4 separate regions of the Homo sapiens genome follow, and regions 1, 3 and 4 are each linked to region 2. The links are chromatin loops, found by intact Hi-C in ENCODE. Cell type or tissue: Caco-2. All regions are shown on one strand. Each heading gives the region's core, and the rest is flanking DNA. Links, peaks and the distances in the headings are about the cores only.

Region 1 (4,531 bases), core at 1,051-3,550, 130 kb before region 2:
AGTGTGAAATAATCATTGTGGCTTTTGATTGGCATTTCTCTGATGGCTAATGATGTTGAGCATCTTCTATGTGCTTAATAGCCATTTATATATCTTCTTTGGAGAAAATTCTATTCAGATTCTTTGTCCATTCTAAAAATTAGGATATCTTTCTATTGTTGACTTGTAAAGGTTCTTTATGTATTTTAGATAAAAGAGCCTTACTGAATATATGATATGCAAATACTTTCTTCCATATTCTATGGGTTGTCTTTTACTTTCTTGACAGTGTCCTTTGAAGCAGAAAAGATTTAGATTTTTTTTTTTTTTTTTTTTTTTTGAGACAGAGTTTCACTCTTGTTGCCCAGGCTGGAGTACAATGGCGCGATCTCGGCTCACTGCAACCTCCGCCTCCTGGGTTCAAGTGATTCTCCTGCCTCAGCCTCCCTAGTAGCTGGGATTACAGTCGTGTGCCGACACACTCAACTAATTTTTGTATTTTTAGTAGAGACAAGGTTTTGCCTTGTTGGCCAGGCTGGTCTTGAACTCCCGACCTCAGGTGATCCGCCCACCTCGGCCTTCCAAAGTACTGGGATTACAGGCGTGAGCCACTGCGCCCGGCCAAAGATTTAGATTTTGATGAAGCCCGTGAAATACAGCACACTCATCTTCAGATTCTGGTTCACTACAGGACTGCCTGTTTGCCTAGTTCCAAACCTGACAACATGTGGACAAGGATATCTTTTCTTCACTGCCCTTAGGTCTAGACCCACAGGTTAAACCCAGACACAAGGATACTCTCTGACCTTTAATGAAACAAGATTGGGGGGAAGGACAGCTGCAAAAGGGCAATAAGGTTTGGGGAGGTGATTTGGGTCTTTCATATTGATCTACTTACCTTTGGTGCTGCACTTTCCTTCTTTTCATCCTGCGTGCGTCATTCTCAGAGTTTTGCTCCTCTGCTCTGGGATCTGTATTAGAAATGCTCGTTAAATACAGCTCTTTAACAAAGCAGTCTTCACATATGATGTTCCTTCCTCTAAGAATATTCTTTCTACCCTCTTTGCCTGGAGGCAAAGAGTGTGCCTTTCTCACTCTTCAAGTCTTAGATGAAATGCTAATTCCTATGAGGCACTTTTCCTGGATTCTCTAATCTAAATCTAGTCCTCCAATTATACTTTTCCTTGACAGTACTCATCACAGTTTGAAGATTTAAATTTATCTGTGTGACACTGACATGTGTTTCTCCACTAGGGAAGGAGCATTGCTATTTATTACGGTATCCCTAGCACAGAGCCTGGCACAAACGATGTTTAATAAATATCTGTCAAACGAGTGATAATAAAAACCATCAACCTCCATTTGTCTGGTTATTCTGAATTTATGAAACACTTTGTACAGCATTTAATATATTTTAAAGTGCTTTCATAGCTCCAGGGCCCAGCCTATAGTAGGTGCCCAAAAATTATGAGTTCCCTTCTAGTCTCTTTTTCTTAAAATAATAAACTACGTCTTTTCTTATGTGGTAGACAGCTGAGGCCCAAAGAGATAAGGATTCCTGATTCCTAGGCCAGTGCTTTTTCAATTACTGTACAATATTTGATTTGTCTTCTGGTAACAAGACACCAACAATTATCTGTTCTACCACATGAAGTCCCACTTGTGAGCCATCCCTGCAGAGCAATGGTAGATTCAGGGAGGAAGGGCACTGCTAGGGACAGGAAGGAACAGGTCGTGTGAACTCACCTGCCCTGTCTGGATGACTGGAACCTGGTTCTGCATGGTTGTTCTTTGGGCTTGCCACACTGACTGGAGGCACCCTGTGGGCAGCAGAAAGCACCATGTGGGCTGAACGCCCCAGAGTCCCTGGCTGCAACTGTGTTAGGATATTCCTGAGCTCTGAAATTTCCTTGGTGTCCCTGCAGGGAAACAGAGAGTACTTGGTTCCACTTGAAATATAGATCTTATTCTGCTTACTCAAGTCAATGGCATCTAAGCAAGAAAGCTAGTTTAATATACAGATAGGGTTAGGCCTAGAGTACGTGATTAATTTGGTGAACACAGGCTGGTCTTGTGTGCTTGTCAGTGACTTGATAGCATTTCTTTTCCAGGAGAAAGATCTCAGAGGTGGCTGGGAGACTTCCACTCTGTCAGGTACATACGTACGGGGATGTGGGAAGAATGTCCTCCGGCTGGAAGGATTAGCTAGCCAGGGGCTAGGACCAGACTCCTCAGCATCAGAAGAACCCTGAGGAAAAACGATGGAGAGATATGAAATACCAAGATTCACCACCAGGGGACACTGCTACCTAGTGCCAGGGCCTACTCAAACTATCAAACTACTCTTAAATGACTGAACTTTTTGGGGACATTTATTTCATTATTTCCTTCTAAATATTATCTAATAATATTGTTAAGTTTTTAGTATGATTTATTTTGTGAACAGTTTTGTTAACTTACAACTAAAAACCTACCAGTTTTAGCCACAGTTTCTAGCCATCTACAAAGAGGTGTGTGTATATATATACATATAGATATCGTGCAGAGAGAGCATTAGCCACCATATCTAACTATCACAGGCATTTTATAACCTCCTTGCTCCAGAAATGTCTATGTGCAATAATCTCCCAAGATAATTTCTGCATAGAGATTTTATTTATATCGTAGTATGCTGGCTTCTTAATTCTTTGTCAAAATTCAATTTATCTGTGATTATACCCCTACTTTTTAAAAAAGAGATGGGGTCTCACCCTGGGTACAGCGATTTGTGGCTGTAATCTCAGCACTTTAGGAGGCCAAGGTGGGAGGATTGCTAGAGCCCAGGAGTTTGAGACCAGCCTGAGCAACATAGTGAGAACCTGTCTATACAAAAACAAAAAAATTAGCCAGGCGTGGTAGTGCATGTCTGTGGTCCTAGCTACTTGGGAGGCTGAGGTGCTGAGGTGGGAGGACTGCTTGGGCTTCAGAAGCCAAGGCTGCATGCAGTGAGCTGCGACTGCACCACTGCACTCCAGCCAGGTGACCAGAGTGAGACCCTGTCTCAAATAAAAAGAAGAAAAAAAAATGGGGTCTTGCCCTACCCAGGCTGGGATGCAGTGGCAGGATCATGGCTCACTGTAGCCTTGAACTCTGGGGCTCAAGCAATCCTCTCACCTCAGCCTCTTGAGCAGCTGGGACCATAGGCTCACACCACCATGCCCAGCTAATTAAAAACAATTTTTTGTAGAGACAAGTTCTCACTATGTTGCACGGGCTGGTCTCAAACTCTTGGGCTCAAGCGATTGTCCCTCCTCGGCCTCCCAAACCACTGAGATTACAGGCATGTGCCATTGCATTGCACCCGGCCCCTAATTTTTTTTTTTTTGAGACACAGTCACACTCTGCCATCTAGAATGGAGTGCAGTGGCATGATCTCAGCTCACTACAACCTCCGCCTCTCAGGTTCAAGCGATTCTCGTGCCTCAGCCTCCTGAGTAGCTAGGATTACAGGCGTGCACCACCACAGCCAACTAATTTTTGTATTTTTAGTAGAGACAGGGTTTTGCCATGTTGGCCAGACTGGTCTTGAACTCCTGGCCTCAAGTCATCTGCCTGCTTCAGCCTCCCAAAGTGCTGGGATTACAGGCATGAGCTACTGCACCTGGCCCCCTAATTCCTTTTTCCTTTTTTATTTATTGAAATTTCCTTTTTCCCCTTATCTTAAAAAATTTTTGTCTTTAATTTTCAACTCTGATTCTTCTATCACAGGTTATTTTAAAGGTAAATGTCTTTCTTGTAAAGCATAACTTTGGCTTCATTCTACAAGCTTGAGTAGTATTTTTATTCTCATTAACTCTTTAATATTTTCTAATTACCATTACAATCTTTTCTTGGACCTAGCAATAATCCTGAAATCTTTTCTTTAATTTTCCAGGTTTTTCATTTTTCTTTACCTTGTCTCATGAATGTTACAGTGAATGCTACTAGAAAGGGTAACTAGATAGGTGTGTAGAGATAGTTTATTTTAACCTTAACTCTAAGTGAGATTATCAGGAAATTAATTATTAGGAAATGATTCATTATTAGCTTCTGAGCAACGGTTAGTTGGAATCAAGTGGCCTAGGTTCAAATCCGCTCCAAGACTTATTTGGCAGTGTGACCTGGGTCACCCCACTAAATTTCTCTGTGCTTTTCTTACTAGAAAACTGGTGATCATAATAACCCCATTTCACAGAGTTAAAAGCCCTATGTTTTGCTTTCACTATAACATACCAATTAGAATGACTCATTAGAAAAAAAGTCTATGACGTTTTAGGCACCCTAAATTATAAAACTGAGTGCCATCCATCTGTAATCCCAGCTTACATGTACCATCTGTCTCTTGCTGAAATGTTGCAGGACATTCCTTCGCTACAGTTTCACAAAGTACCTGCATGTATGTTTCACCCTGCTGTTGATGTTCAATACCCTTCTGATAAGACTCTGCAGTTGCTGTCTCCCTTTGACCTCCATCCCACCATGGTCCTAGAAGTGCAGAGTAATGTAGATGGCCAAAATGGAAAAGAACTCTGAG
Region 2 (4,531 bases), core at 1,392-3,891:
AAGGGACTTGCTTAGCAAACTGAGAGCCACTATCTCTTTTACAGAGCATGGCTCTTTGCTGCTAAAGTCATGGGCAGAAGACAACCCTCCAGGATTGGCCAGTTAAGCCTAGGGCCCAGCCGGTTAGGCAAAAACAGGAGCCGGTCCCCAGAGAAACTCTTGAAGGTATCCAGGTCCATCTCAAGCACCTAAGAACTTTTGGAATCAGAGTTCCTTGTCAGTCTCCATGGAACACTCCCCTCCTGCCTGTTCCCAAGCCTAAGACCAAGGACTACTGGCCGGTACAGGATTTGCGCTTGGTTAATCAAGCTACAGTGACTTTACATCCAGCAGTACCTAACCCGTACACATTGCTGGGGTTGCTGCCAGCTGAGGACAGCTGCTTCACCTGCTTGGACCTGAAAGATGCTTTCTTCAGCATCAGATTAGCCCCTGAGAGCCAGAAGCTGTTTGCCTTTCAGTGGGAAGATCCGGAGTCAGGTGTCACTACTCAGTACACTTGGACCGGGCTTCCCCAAGGGTTCAAGAACTCCCCCACCATCTTCGGGGAGGCATTGCCTCGAGACCTCCAGAAGTTTCCCACCAGAGACGTAGACTGCGTGTTGCTCCAGTACATTGATGATCTTTTGCTGGGACACCCCACGGCAGTCAGGTGCGCCAAGGGAACAGATGCTCTACTCCGGCACCTGGAGGACTGTGGGTATAAGATGTCCAAGAAAAAAGCTTAGATCTGACGACAGCAGGTACATTACTTAGGATTTACTATCCAAAAGGGGGAGAGCAGCCTAGGATCAGAAAGAAAGCAGGTCATTTGAAATCTACCGGAGCCTAAGACAAGAAGGCAGGTGAGAGAATTCTTATGGGCTGTTGGGTTTAGCAGACTGAAGATCCCAAACTTTGCAGTATAAGCCAAGCCTTTGTATGAGGTCACAAAGGGGTGGGGGGGGGGACAGGGAACGTTTTGAATGGGGATCCCAGCAACAGCAAGCCTTTCATGAGTTAAAGGAAAAACTTATGTCAGCCCCAGCCCTGGAGCTACTCGATCTAACAAAGCCTTTTCCATCGTATGTGTCAGAGAGAGAAAAGATAGCAGTTGGAGTTTTAACCCAAACTGTGGGGCCCTGGCTGAGGCCGGTGGCCTTCCTCTCTAAACAACTAGACGGGGTTTCTAAAGGATGGCCCCCGTGTTTGAGGGCCTTGGCAGCAACTGCCCTGCTAGTACAAGAAGCAGATAAGCTGACTCTTGGGCAAAACCTGAACATAAAGGCCTCCCGTGCTGTGGTGACTTTAATGAATACTAAAGGACATCATTGGCTAATGAATGCTAGACTCACTAAGTCCTAAAGTTTGCTCTGTGAAAATCCCCGTATAACCACTGAAGTTTGTAGCACGCTGAACCCCGCTACCTTGCTCCCAGTATCAGAGAGCCCTGTCGAGCATGACTGTGTAGAAGTGTTGGGCTCAGTTTACTCTAGCAGACCTAACCTCCAGGACCAGCCTTAGGCACCAGTAGACTAGGAACTATACGTGGCTGGGAGCAGCTTCATCAACCCACAAGGAGAGAGATGTGCAAGATATGCGGTGGTAACTCTGGACACTGTTGCTGAAGCCAGATCATTGCCCCAGGGCACTTCAGCTCAGAAAGCTGAAGTCATTGCTTTCATTCGGGCCTGAGAACTCAGTGAAGCTAAGAATGTCAACATTTACACTGACTCTCAATATGCCTTTTCAACCCTTCAAGTGCGTGGAGCATTATATAAAGAAAAGGGCCTATTGAACTCTGGGGGAAAAGACATAAAATATCAACAAGAAATCTTGCAATTGTTAAAAGCCATATGGAGACCCCACAAGGTGGCAGTTATGCATTGCAGGGGACAGCAGCGAGCTTCCACCTTGCTGGGTTTAGGGAATTCCCCCGCTGACTTAGAGGCTCGAAAAGCAGCGTCTGCCCCCTTCCGGGCATCAGTCACAGCCCCCATGCTCCCTCAAGCACCTGATCTTGTACCTACTTATTCTAAAGAAGAAAAGGACTTCCTCCAGGCAGAGAGAGGACAAGTGATGGAGGAAGGATGGATTCGGTTACCGGAAGGGAGAGAAGATGCGCCACAGCTGCTAGGAGCTGCAGTTGTACTGGCTGTGCATGAAACCACCCATCGAGGTCAGGAGTCAATTGAAAAGTTGTTAGGCCGGTATTTCTACATCTCGCATTTGTCAGCTCTTGCCAAAACGGTGACGCAGTGGTGTGTTACCTGCCCACAGCATAATGCTAGGCAATGTCCAGCCGTTCCACCCGGCATACAAGCTTATGGAGCAGCCCCCTTTGAAGATCTCCAGGTGGACTTCACAGAGATGTCAAAGTGTAGAGGTAACAAGTATTTACTAGTTCTTGGGCGTACCTACTCTGGGTAGGTGGAGGCTTATCCAACACGAACTGAGAAAGCTCGTGAAGTAACTCGTGTGCTTCTTCGAGATCTTCTTCCTAGATTTGAACTGCCCTTACGGATCGGCTCAGATAACAGGCCGGCATTTGTGGCTGACTTAGTACAGAAGGCGGCAAAGATATTACGGATCACATGGAAACTGCATGCTGCCTACTGGCCTCAGAGTTCCGGAAAGGTGGAGCGAATGAATCAAACTATCAAAAATAGTTTAGGGAAAGTATGTCAGGAAACAGGATTAAAATGGATACAGGCTCTCCCTATGGTATTATTTAAAATTAGATGTACCACTTCTAAAAGAGCAGGATATTCCCCTTATGAAATATTATATCATAGGCCCCCTCCTATATTGCGGGGACTTCCAGGCACTCCCTGAGAGTTAGGTGAAATTGAGTTACAGCGACAGCTACAGGCCTTAGGAAAAATTACACAAACAATCTCAGCCCGAGTAAATGGCCTGTTAGCTTATTCTCCCCAGTTCACCCTTTCTCCCCAGGTGATCGAGTGTGGATCAAGAACTGGAACGTAGCCTCTTTGTGTCCACTGTGGAAAGGACCCCAGACTGTCGTTCTGAGCCCTCCCACCGCTGTGAAGGTAGAAGGAATCCCAGCCTGGATCCACCACAGCCATGTAAAACCTGCAGCGCGTGAAACCTGGGAGGCAAGACCAAGCCCAGACAACCCTTTCAGAGTGACCCTGAAGAAGACGACAAGCCCTGCTCCAGTCACACCCGGAAGCTGACTGGTCCACGCACGGCCGAAGCCTGAGGAAGCTCATCGTGAGATTCATTTTTCTTAAATTTTGGACTTATACAGTAAGGGCTTCAACTGATCTTACTCAAACTGGGGACTGTTCCCAGTGTATTCATCAGGTCACCGAAGTAGGACAGCAAATTAAAACAATCTTTCTGTTCTATAGTTATTATGAATGTGTGGAAACAATAAAAGAAACTTGTTTGTATAATGCCACTCAGTGCAAGGTATGTAGCCCGAGAAATGACCGACCTGATGCGTGTTATAACCCATCTGAGCCCTCCGCAACCACCGTTTTTGAAATAAGAATAAGAACTGGCCTTTTCCTAGGTGATACAAGTAAAATAATAACTAGAACAGAAGAAAAAGAAATTCCCAAGCAAATAACTTTAAGATTTGATGCTTGTGCAGCCATTAATAGTAAAAAGCTAGAAATAGGATGTGGTTCTCTTAACTGAGAAAGGAGCTAAAGAGTAGAAAATAAATATGTTTGTCATGAGTCAGGGGTTTGTAAAAATTGTGCCTATTGGCCATGTGTTATTTAGGCTACTTAAAAAAAGAACAAAAAGGAACCGGTTTATCTTCAGAAGGGGGAAGCCAACCCCTCCTGTGCTGCCAGTCACTGTAACCCACTAGAACTAATAATTACCAATCCCCTAGATCCCCGTTGGAAAAAGGGAGAACGTGTAACCCTGGGGATCAATAGGACAGGGTTAAACCCTCAAGTTGCCATTGTAATTAGAGGGGAGGTCCACAAGTGCTCTCCCAAACCAGTATTTCAAACCTTTTATGAGGAGCTGAATGTGCCAGCACCAGAACTTCTGAAAAAGACAAAAAATTTGTTTCTCCAATTAGCAGAAAATGTAATTTTCTTACTTACATAACTGTTACTTCTTGTTATGTACGCGGAGGAACCACTATCGGAGACAGATGGCCTTGGGAAGCCCAAGAGTTGGTGCCTACTGATCCAGCTCCTGATATAATTCCAGTTCAGAAGGCCGAAGCTAGCAACTTCTAGGTCCTAAAAACCTCAATTATTAGACAATACTGTAGAGCTAGAGAAGGGAAAGACTTTATCATCCCTGTAGGAAAGCTTAATTGTATAGGACAGAAGTTGTATAACAGCACAATACAGACAATTACTTAGTAGGGCCTAAACCACACTGAAAAGAATCCATTTAGTAAATTTTCTAAATTAAAAACTGCTTAGGCTCATCCAGAATCTCATCAGGACTGGACGGTTCCCGCTGGACTATACTAGATATGTAGGCACAGAGCCTACATTCGGTTACCTAATAAATGGGCAGGCAGTTGTGTTATTGACACTATTAAGCCATCCTT
Region 3 (4,531 bases), core at 662-3,161, 100 kb before region 2:
TTTTGGCAGTGGAGCAGAGTCCTTTCTGGAGGGGACCTGGCTTCCCATTCAGACAAGGGACTCCGGGTCTGTGAACTGGCTTATGTCTGGGAATTGACTGGGGACTGTGACTCTGTTTTTATGATTCAGATTAGACTTCTGCTCACCTGACCTAGAACTCTTCTGCAAACACAGATCCAGTAAAAATGTGGCAGGCTTCTTATCTATTTCACTTCTAGGAATGCCACGATCAGCAGGCACCATAGGTCTCTGCGAGTCAGGCAATTCTGGTTGCAGCTTTGACTCTGCTGTCTTTTATGGTAACTGCGTCCACCTTGCCTTTGGGGATTGAGTGCTCTGATCACTTGGCCCCAGCCCCTGTAGTGTGCCTATTTCAATTACCCTCTTTATACCTCGGTCTCTTCCTCTGTAAAATGGGCATCCTCATTGCACCCACCCCCAGGGCTGCTGTGAGGTATAGATGGATTAGCATATGGCAAGTAATAGAAGAGTGTCTCAAAGTCCATGTGTCGTTATCAGAATTATTTCATGACAGGGGAGAGCTGGAGGAGAGAAGAAGGTGCTGAGCACACCCATGTGCTCTCCCACCAGTGTTTCCTGAGCACCTACTATGTGCTGCCCACTGTGAGAGCTGTTAGGGTTGAAATAGGGAGCACAGCAGGGTAGGGGCCGCCATCAGGAGCTTAGTGGGGAGACCATTGTGCAACATGTTTCCAGCGCTTGGGGTGGGGAAGCTCAGGGAGTAGAGGGGCCTAGGATCCTGGGCAGAATCATGGAAAGGACACAGCCTCCCCAGCCTCTCCTGCCTCCACTGCCTCCCTGGCCTCCTCTGCTTCCCTGGCCTCTCCTGCCTTCCTGGCTTCCCCTTCCACGCCAGCCTTCCCAGTCTCCCCTGTCTCTCCTGCTTTTGAGGTAGGCCAGGAGCTGCTGGTGCTCACTTAGCCTGTCCTGGACTCTGGGTGTAGCACCTCAATGTCCAGAAAATACCCCCGAGTTCAGCTCATCACACAGCCAGGGAAGGAGCTCCACACTGACACTAAGGGTGCATCCTAGGCTCATTCATCAGGGCATGCCTCCAAAATATTTCTCCACGTCTCCTCCCTTTGCCCACCTGCATTGTCTCTGTGCTTCAGCCCCGGCTGGGGGTCTGCAAGGATCCCCTATCTCCTCTGCCCCTGCACGGCTGGGTCCCAGGCAATCTGTGTGCCCACCACACCTCTCTCCCCTCGCCCTCCATGCTCCAGCCCCACAGTCCTCTTTCTGCTTCTTTCCCAGCCCCTGGGCTTTTGCACACGCTGTTCCCTCTGCCTGAACACCCTCCACTGGGCTGAGAACAACTCTTTGAGACCTCTCTCAACTTTTACTTCCTTTGGAACAGCCGCTGCTGCTGTCCCTCTCCCAGCTCCAAGACCTGCTGAGCCTCCTGTCTTTTTCAGTTCCCATGCACCCAACACTTCTTCGTGGCCTCCTTTTGCCCAATTGACAATGTCCATTCTCAATGCCTTCTCACCCAGCGCTGAGCCCCACTGGGTGAAGGCAATGCCTGTCATGTTCACCACAATATCCCCTCCCCCATCACCACGCCTGGTCCACAGTGATGCTCAAAAAAGATCTGTTGGTAGCAAAGAGAAGGTGCATTCGTGTCATCCTGCAGGCGGAATTCTCCACGAGTTTGGAGCAGCCTCGGTTTTCCCACCACCTCCAAATCATGGAAGACACAGGGTAAGAGCAAAGACAAGGTGGCTGTGGCCGATGTCCACCCTCTCGGGGCTTCCCTTCTCTTCTCTCCTCCTTGGGGAGGGAGACCATCGGGGTGCAACCTGGCTGCAGCGGGGAGGAGGGGCAGGGCCTGGTCAGAGCGGGTATGGCCACAGGCAGGGGACAGCGACCGCTTGGGCCGGGGCAGGTGAGCGCAGCGCAGGCCAGGGCCCGGCGTGTCCGCGGTGCGCGCGAGCGGCCAGCAGAGGGCGCCAGAGAGCCAGGAGCGGCCCGCGGAGGAGCCAGCGCCCGCCCCGATGCCCAGCTCCGCGCCGCGCGGACCCACCGAGCCCGCGCTCAGACGCCCCAGCTCCGCCGAGAGGCCGCTCGCGCCGGGTCCTTCCTCTTCCCCAGGTGCAGGCAGAACCCCCGGAGCCATGGCCAGCCCTTCCGGCAGCTCCGAAGCCACTGGCAAGCCCCGAGGCAGGGATGGCCGGCCCAGGAGGGAGGAGGACGACGTCCCTCCCGAGGAGAAGAGGCTGCGGCTGTTGCTGGAGGGGGGAAGCGCACAGCCCGAGGACGGGGAGGACGCGCCGCGGCCGGGCAGGAAGGAGACCGGCACCCAGACAGGTGGCGACGGCAGAGGAGTAAGTGACGCGGGCGCTGGGGTCCGGGGGTCCCGGGGGCGCAGGGTAGGGGCGGCGGGAGGCTCCGTGGCCGGCCCCGGGTTGAAGTTGGTAATTGAGCGGCAACTCAGGCGGGCGCGGAGTGACAGCTCGTGACGGCCTCCGAGACGCCAGCTGCCCCTTCTCGGCTGTGTGGCTTCGACTTCCTGATTCTCCCACGACGTCCCTGGCCGGGAGACGCGCTGGACTCTGCGGCTGGCCAAAAGGGGAGGGGGAGCCCCGCGTCCTGGGGGCCCCTAGCAGGGGAAGGGGCGGGGGTTGCGCCGGGCATCCTGTCTGGGGCATCTGTCTGGGACTCTGCCGGTGCCTCTCACCTGGCGAGGGGCCTGTGGTGGGGGTAGGGGGGAAGTCCCTGGCGCCAGGCTTGGCCAAGCCCTGCTCTGCTGGACTGCGGGCTGGCGGCGCTCACCCAGCTCCTCACCTGTCCCGCATCTTCCTGTTTTTCTTCCCTTTCTGGTTGGGCAGCGAGAGTTGAGAGGAGGCAGATGGCTTCCATCCCAGAAATCGCTCTCCTCTTTCCATCCCTACAGAGAGGGACAGAGAGGCAAAGTTCCTTGCATCCCCCGGGGCGCTGTCCCTGTGAGCTCCCGGTGTCGTGCACACGTGAGCCCCTGAGTCACCGGGCTTGTGTGTGTGCGATGGGGCTCCGTGGCCAGCCTGGCCTCCTGGGGTTCACTTTCTGCTTTCCTACCCCAGCTCTTCCTGTGTGGCTTTGCTGGCCTTCCACTGAGGAGGCACATGGGTTTGGAGGGCAGATGAGAGCCCACTGGAGAGCTGTACCCCTCAGTGAGGGCCGCCACCTTGATGGTTTTTGATGGATATTGGGGTTGACCTGTTTGTTCCTTCCACATGTTTTTTTGTTTGACCATTTGCTCAGCTGAGCTTGTCTTAATAATTGGATTCGTGGTTAATGAGCCCCACATGGGCGAGAGAGCGGCCTTCATTCTGAACCCATTTAGGCAGCACGGGCAGCCCTCCTCGCCGTGGGCGGCATTAGAGCCCACCCTGCCCAGTCTTGGGGTTGCTCCTTGATGCTGTCTGGGAGGCTTGCTCATGGTGACATCCTTATCTCTCCGTGCACGTTACCGCATTCAGAGCTTGGGTCACGTGGACACTGAACTCAGGCGAATTTTCTCTGAGATCCCGGGAGAAGGAGGACAGTTCTTTGGAAGGTTTTCCAGGGCTGATCACGGAAAGGATGAGAAGGGAGAGGTCCTGGTCGGGGACACAATTACGATGGCAGTGTAACGCCGGGAAACTTTATTGCATGAAGTCCCTCTCACTCCCTCTACCTCCTTCTTTTACGTGGACTCTGCCAAAGACCAGGATACCAGAATGCAGTGGAGTGACCAAGTGTAGTGGGACCTTGGGAACCCGAGTCTGGAGCCAGGCAGCTGGGGTTTGCATCCTGGTTCTGCCCCTCCTTAGCTGGCTGACATGGCACAAGCCACTTACCCTCTCTGAGCCTTACTGTCTTCGGTGGCAAATGGATCTGTCAACAGGCCCCATTGCCTGGGGTTGTTACTGCTGAGATTAAGGGAAGCTCATCCATAGAAGCACTTAGCGTTGTGCCTGGCACATAGTGTATGGTGGATAAATGGGAATTAGGACTGAAACTCATGCCTTGGTGTGTTTTTGCAGTGATGTTTTGTTCTGGGGTGCATCACAAGAGACAAAGTTCTTGGCTGGGCATGGTGGCTTAAGCCAATAATCCCAGCACTTTGAGAGGCCGAAAGGGGAGGATCGCTTCAGCCCAGGAGTTTAAGACCAGCTGGGCAACATAGTGAAGCCTCATATCTACAAAAAAAAAAAAAAAAAACAGCCAGTTATGGTGGTGTGTGCCTGTAGTCCCAAGTACTTGGGAGGCTGAGGTGGTAGGATTGCGAGAGCCTGGAAGGTCGGGCTGCAGTGAGCTGTGATCATGCCACTGCACTCCAGCCTAGGTGACAAAGTGAGACCGTTTCAAGGAAAAGAGAGAGAGAGAGAGAGACAGACCCACAAGAGTCTTAAGCCAGAGTCTCCATGTTAAAATGCTTTCTGGAGGCTAAAAGGATGATATGTTGATAATGAAATATTTAAAAGGCAGAAACCCCACTGAATTGTTTGGTCCACAGAGGGAAATGGGAATCACATGACCTGAAGGATGA
Region 4 (4,531 bases), core at 826-3,325, 88 kb before region 2:
CTGTGTTCGAGATTGCTTAGAATTTTTCCCCATTACTACAGCCTGCTTCCCACCTGTATCCCCCAGCCAGCTTGTTCTGGATTTTGTCAACAACAGTTACAGCGTTTAGTGAGGGCTGGACTGAAGGAAAGCCTTGGAAAAGGCTGTGTGATGAAAGTTGAAGACACCTAATGGGCAGGCAGTCATCAGGGTTAATTCAAAGGCTGGAAGAAGGGCTGACCTGCAGGACTGGAAATGTCTTTGAGCTGAAGGTCATGTGCAGGTGGAACGAAGAGGGTGAGCCTTTTGGGGTGAACTGCAAGTATTTGATAAGATCCCTGTCCCCATGGTTGGGGAAGTCTTGATAAGCATCCTCAATGTGATGGAGGGATTAGGGAACCCATGGCTCTACCTGTCCAGCATGACAGCAACATGACACAGCCAAGTTATTGATTATTGGTTGCCCAGCTGTCATCACTCAACATCTTCTGTTAGTTATAGCTGTAATTTGCATTAGTTGTCAATGCCAGTTTTGACTTTCCTAGTCAATAAAGTGGTCTGAGAGTGGTAACTAAGGCTGAGCACTACCCGTAATCATGAGTATTACAGAGGCAAGCCCTTTTGCCCACCCACCTGCAGGTGATGAGACACCTTTGGAAATCACTCAATTCTGTGGAGGACCCCGAATAAATGCTCAAGTCCATCTGTTCATCTGTCCATCCATCCGTCCACCCCTCCTTCCATCCATCCATCCATCCATCCATCCAGACATGCATACATCCATCCACCCACCTACCCATCTATCCACCCACCCACCCATCTATCTATCCAACCCACTCTCTTATGCACCCAACTGTCATCCACCTACCCACCCACCAACCCATCTATCCATCCACTCACCCATGCATCTATCCACCCATTCACTCATCTACCCATCTATCCACCCACCCGTCCATCCATTTATCCCGCCACCCCCTCACCCACTCATCCATTTCTCCACCCACTCAGCCATCCCTTCACCGACTCAACCATCCATTCATTCATCCACCTGCCTGCCCACCCATCTTTCCATCCACCCATCTATCCACCCACCCACCTATGTATCCATCCATCTGCTTGCCCTTCTGTTCATTTATTCCACAAAGACTCGTTAACCACCTGCTAGATTCTGGGGAGGTACCTGCTCTAGTAATTGAGAACACGGTCTCTAGAATATGATTCCCTGGGCTCCAACTGAGCTGCCTCCTAGCTAGCTACCTGGGTAAGTTATAGAAACTGTGCTTTGATTTTCTTATCTGAAAATTGGCTATTAATAGCTTCTACTCTTGCAGATATAGTGAGGATTAAATAAGATGTCACGTTAAAAGTGCATCATCGACACTCAATAGATTAGGTTTTACCATTCATTATTATTCTTGGCAGATGCTGCAGATAACGTGGAGAGCATACGAAAGGCACATGTTTGAACCAATAGTGACATACGGGTGCTAAGTTCTGCAGTAGGGAAAGGGCAGAGAGCCATGGAGAGAGCCTGGCCCAATCCTGGAGCCTCAGAAAAAAAGTTCCTTATTAAATTGCTGTTTTAGCTAAGACTTGTGGGATCGGTAGTAGTTGGAGATCCCAGAGAGGATGTGACCGAGTCAGCCAGGGAAAAATTTGGTCCTGGCACCCATGGCAGAGTTGAGTGATCCAATCCTTCTGTCTCCTCTGGCTGGAAGTCCACCAGATCTGGGAATGTCAAGTTGGGGAAGGGGGCTGACAATGATCATGACCTTCGCCTGTCCTCACATGTCCTCTGTGTATCTGCAAAGCCTCTGCCTCAGTCTCCTCTTCTGGAAAGTGGGATTGGAAACCACATCTGCTTCTCTCCCAGGACTGCTAGGAAGACAAGATTAGATGGCAGGTGAGAGCTCTTTGAAAATGAAAACATTCTGCTATTTGAATGCAAAGTGTTCTTCTTTGCCTGTGATGTTTCCTAATCTGTGAACTCATACTGGACCTCGAAGCTGTCTATTAACAAAAAATGGCAAAGTGGCTGGGCATGGTGGCTCATGCCTGTAGTCCTAGCACTTTGAGAGGCTGAAGGGGGCGGATCACTTGAGACCAGGAGTTCGATGCCAGCCTGGCCAATATGTGAAACTCCATCTCTACTAATAATACAAAAATTAGCCAGGTGTGGTGGCATCTGCTTGTAGTCCCAGCTACTCAGGAGGCTGAGGCACAAGAATCATTTGAGCTCAGGAGGCAGAGGTTGCAGTGAGCTGAGATGGCACCACTGCACTCCAGCCTGGGTGACAGAGGGAGGCTCTGTCTGAAAACAGAAAAAAAAAAAAAAAAAAAAAAAAGCAGCAAAGTTAACACTTCCTCCATCTCTCCCCTAGGGGAGGCAATTTGTCAAAGATCGTTGTTGGATTTTACACACAGGGAAATCTAATGAAGGTGTGGAAACCAGACCAGGACTCCAGACTCTGGTCTCCCTGTTTACAGGGTCTTAAATGGGGAGCCACTTGGGGTTCTTTCCACAAGATTGCTTTGTAAAAAAACCAAGAAACAAACAAACAAAAAACTCAAAAAAACAGCCCTGACCTAAATATTCACAAGGGACCTTAGGCAATATCTGCAAACAAAAGTGAGTGATGAGTGGAATCTGTCATCTTTACAACTAAGACAGCTCCAGAGTTGAAGCAAGTGGAAATATCTCTAGAGACAGAGATTTGGGCAGGTTTTGCCAGTTACAATCTACGAGAACCTGGGCAGGTTTACCTCTCTGAGCTTCTGTGACCTTGTAAAATAGGCTGCATTGCGCTAAATGTGCAGGAGGAATCCCAGCATCCTCCTGTGCACAAGGCTGGTTTCTTCCCATCCTTTTCCTTGTTCTGCCTCTCTCCTCCTCTCCAAGAGATGAATACATTTGAACCCAGTAGGGGCCTATGTTTGCAAAAGCTTGCAGGTGATTCTCATGCTGCCAGTCTGGCTCTGGCGCTGAGTTCTTGGACACTTTTGGAGGCACATTTACTAGTGAGGAAGGTCACTGTGTGCTGAAGGCATGATTCATCTTCCATTCCTTTCTTCCATGAAGCAAGGTGCATGGGTCGACTGAGCTGGGAGAGTCCACAGTGTCAGCCTCCCCCACACTTCCCCCCCTCCTTATTCCTTGTGTGCTATACTTTGTCTTGATTTCCTGTACTCTGCACCAAGCCAGGAGATGGTAAGATCTCAAAAAAATCATTTTTTTGGGAAATGGGATCAAGAGGGTTTTTGTTTGCTTGTTTGTTTGTTTGAGACAGGTTCTGTCACCCAGGCTGGAGTGCAGTGGCATGACCTTGGCTCACTGCAGCCTTGACCTTCTGGGCTCAGGTGATCCTCCCACCTCAGCCTCCTGAGTAGCTGGGACTGCAGGTGCACACCACCATGCCTGACTAATTTGTCTATTTTTTGTAGAGATGAGGTTTCACCAGGTTGCCTAGGCTGGTCTCAAACTCCTGGGCTCAAGCAGTCCTCCATCCACCTCGGCCTCCCAAAGTGCCAGAATTACAGGCATGAGCTGCTGTGCCTGGCCAAGGTTTTTATTATTATTATTATTATGAAAAATTTTCAATATACATAAAAGTAGAGAGACTAGTTTAATAAGCTATCATATACCCATCACATAGGTTTAAAAACGATTAACGTTTGCAATATTGACTCCATTTGTTTTTCTGAAGTATTTAAAAAATAGTTTACAGTAGTTATGTAATTGCATCCTGATATTCACCCCTACATAATTTACTTTCCCTCTAAAAACATGAGGGCATTTTTTATATGATCATTGTCATACCTAATCAAATTACCAGTAATTCCTTAATATCCTCTAAGGTCAAGTTTACATTCAGATGTCTTGTCCTCAAAATGTCAATTCTGATTTTTTTTTCTTTGAGCAAAGATAATAAGATCTCAAGATTTAATGACAGAGATTCCATGTTAGCCCTGATGTCTAAGCTCTGTGGTCCATTGTGGCTGTACTTGAAAGTCTCAGGCTAGGCGTGGTGGCTCACACCTGTAATCCCAGTACTTTGGGAAGCCAAGGTAGGTGGATCATGAGGTCAAGAGATCAAGACCATCCTGACCAACATGGTGAAACCCTGTCTCTATTAAAAATACAAAAATTAGCCAGGCGTGGTGGCAGGCGCCTATAGTCGCAGCTACTCGGGAGGCTGAGGCATGAGAATTGCTTGAACCCGGGAGGCGGAAGTTGCAGTGAGCTGAGATTGTACCACTGCAAGCCAGCCTGGGTGGCAAGAACGAGACTCTGGAAAAAAAAAAAAGAGTCTCACTGTGGTCTCATAATAAAAGGACACTCCATTTCCCATCTGGCCCCTGCTCCTTAATGTTAGCCCCCTCCTGTGGGGAGGAGGGGGTGACCTTCAGTGCAGGTTCAAGCATTCCCAGGGCTGGTTCTGTTCCCGATAAAACCTATCGTCACGAATGAATGCTTCCCTTGCAGGTTATTCTAAGTATTGTAAATAGTGGACGTGGAGCATCCTCATGATGACTGGGATGGCAGTGAATATTT

What was found. Hi-C counts contacts between places; a loop is a spot of excess contacts. Peaks named below come from ENCODE experiments on the same cell type or tissue, not always from the same donor. Only the 100,000 strongest peaks of a DNase experiment are listed, where the experiment ranks them.
Region 1: a loop joins it to region 2, with 6 times the contacts of the local background. A loop is called at or near these places in 4 of 110 quality-filtered maps.
Region 3: a loop joins it to region 2, with 8 times the contacts of the local background. A loop is called at or near these places in 3 of 110 quality-filtered maps.
Region 4: it touches region 2 in a loop (8-fold over the local background); 3 of 110 quality-filtered maps call a loop at or near these places.

The regions. Positions count from the first base shown.
Region 1 is chr11:3,607,600-3,612,130 of GRCh38, reverse strand. It overlaps the pseudogene XNDC1CP. Among named protein-coding and RNA genes, the nearest start is that of ART5, 32 kb to the left of the region's middle. In Caco-2, for the core only: a CTCF peak has its summit at 2,272 (motif pointing right); a DNase peak (open chromatin) is centred at 2,244.
Region 2 is chr11:3,474,777-3,479,307 of GRCh38, reverse strand. LOC105376526 (a long non-coding RNA gene) reads left to right here and starts at 2,235. Exons shown (of 2, transcript NR_169525.1): 1 at 2,235-2,365; 2 at 2,935-4,531. It also overlaps the pseudogene ENPP7P15. In Caco-2, for the core only: CTCF peaks have their summits at 1,917 (motif pointing left) and 2,874; DNase peaks (open chromatin) are centred at 1,617 and 2,177; H3K4me3 peaks cover 360 bases.
Region 3 is chr11:3,578,741-3,583,271 of GRCh38, reverse strand. It overlaps the pseudogene LOC107987159. Among named protein-coding and RNA genes, the nearest start is that of ART5, 61 kb to the left of the region's middle. RefSeq lists a silencer at 1,877-2,146. In Caco-2, for the core only: a CTCF peak has its summit at 1,958 (motif pointing right); DNase peaks (open chromatin) are centred at 1,901 and 2,214; H3K4me3 peaks cover 1,043 bases.
Region 4 is chr11:3,562,429-3,566,959 of GRCh38, reverse strand. The region is part of intron 1 of LOC101927708 (a long non-coding RNA gene); the gene reads left to right. It also overlaps the pseudogene LOC107987159. Among named protein-coding and RNA genes, the nearest start is that of ART5, 77 kb to the left of the region's middle. In Caco-2, for the core only: a CTCF peak has its summit at 2,357; no DNase peak of the experiment used is centred there.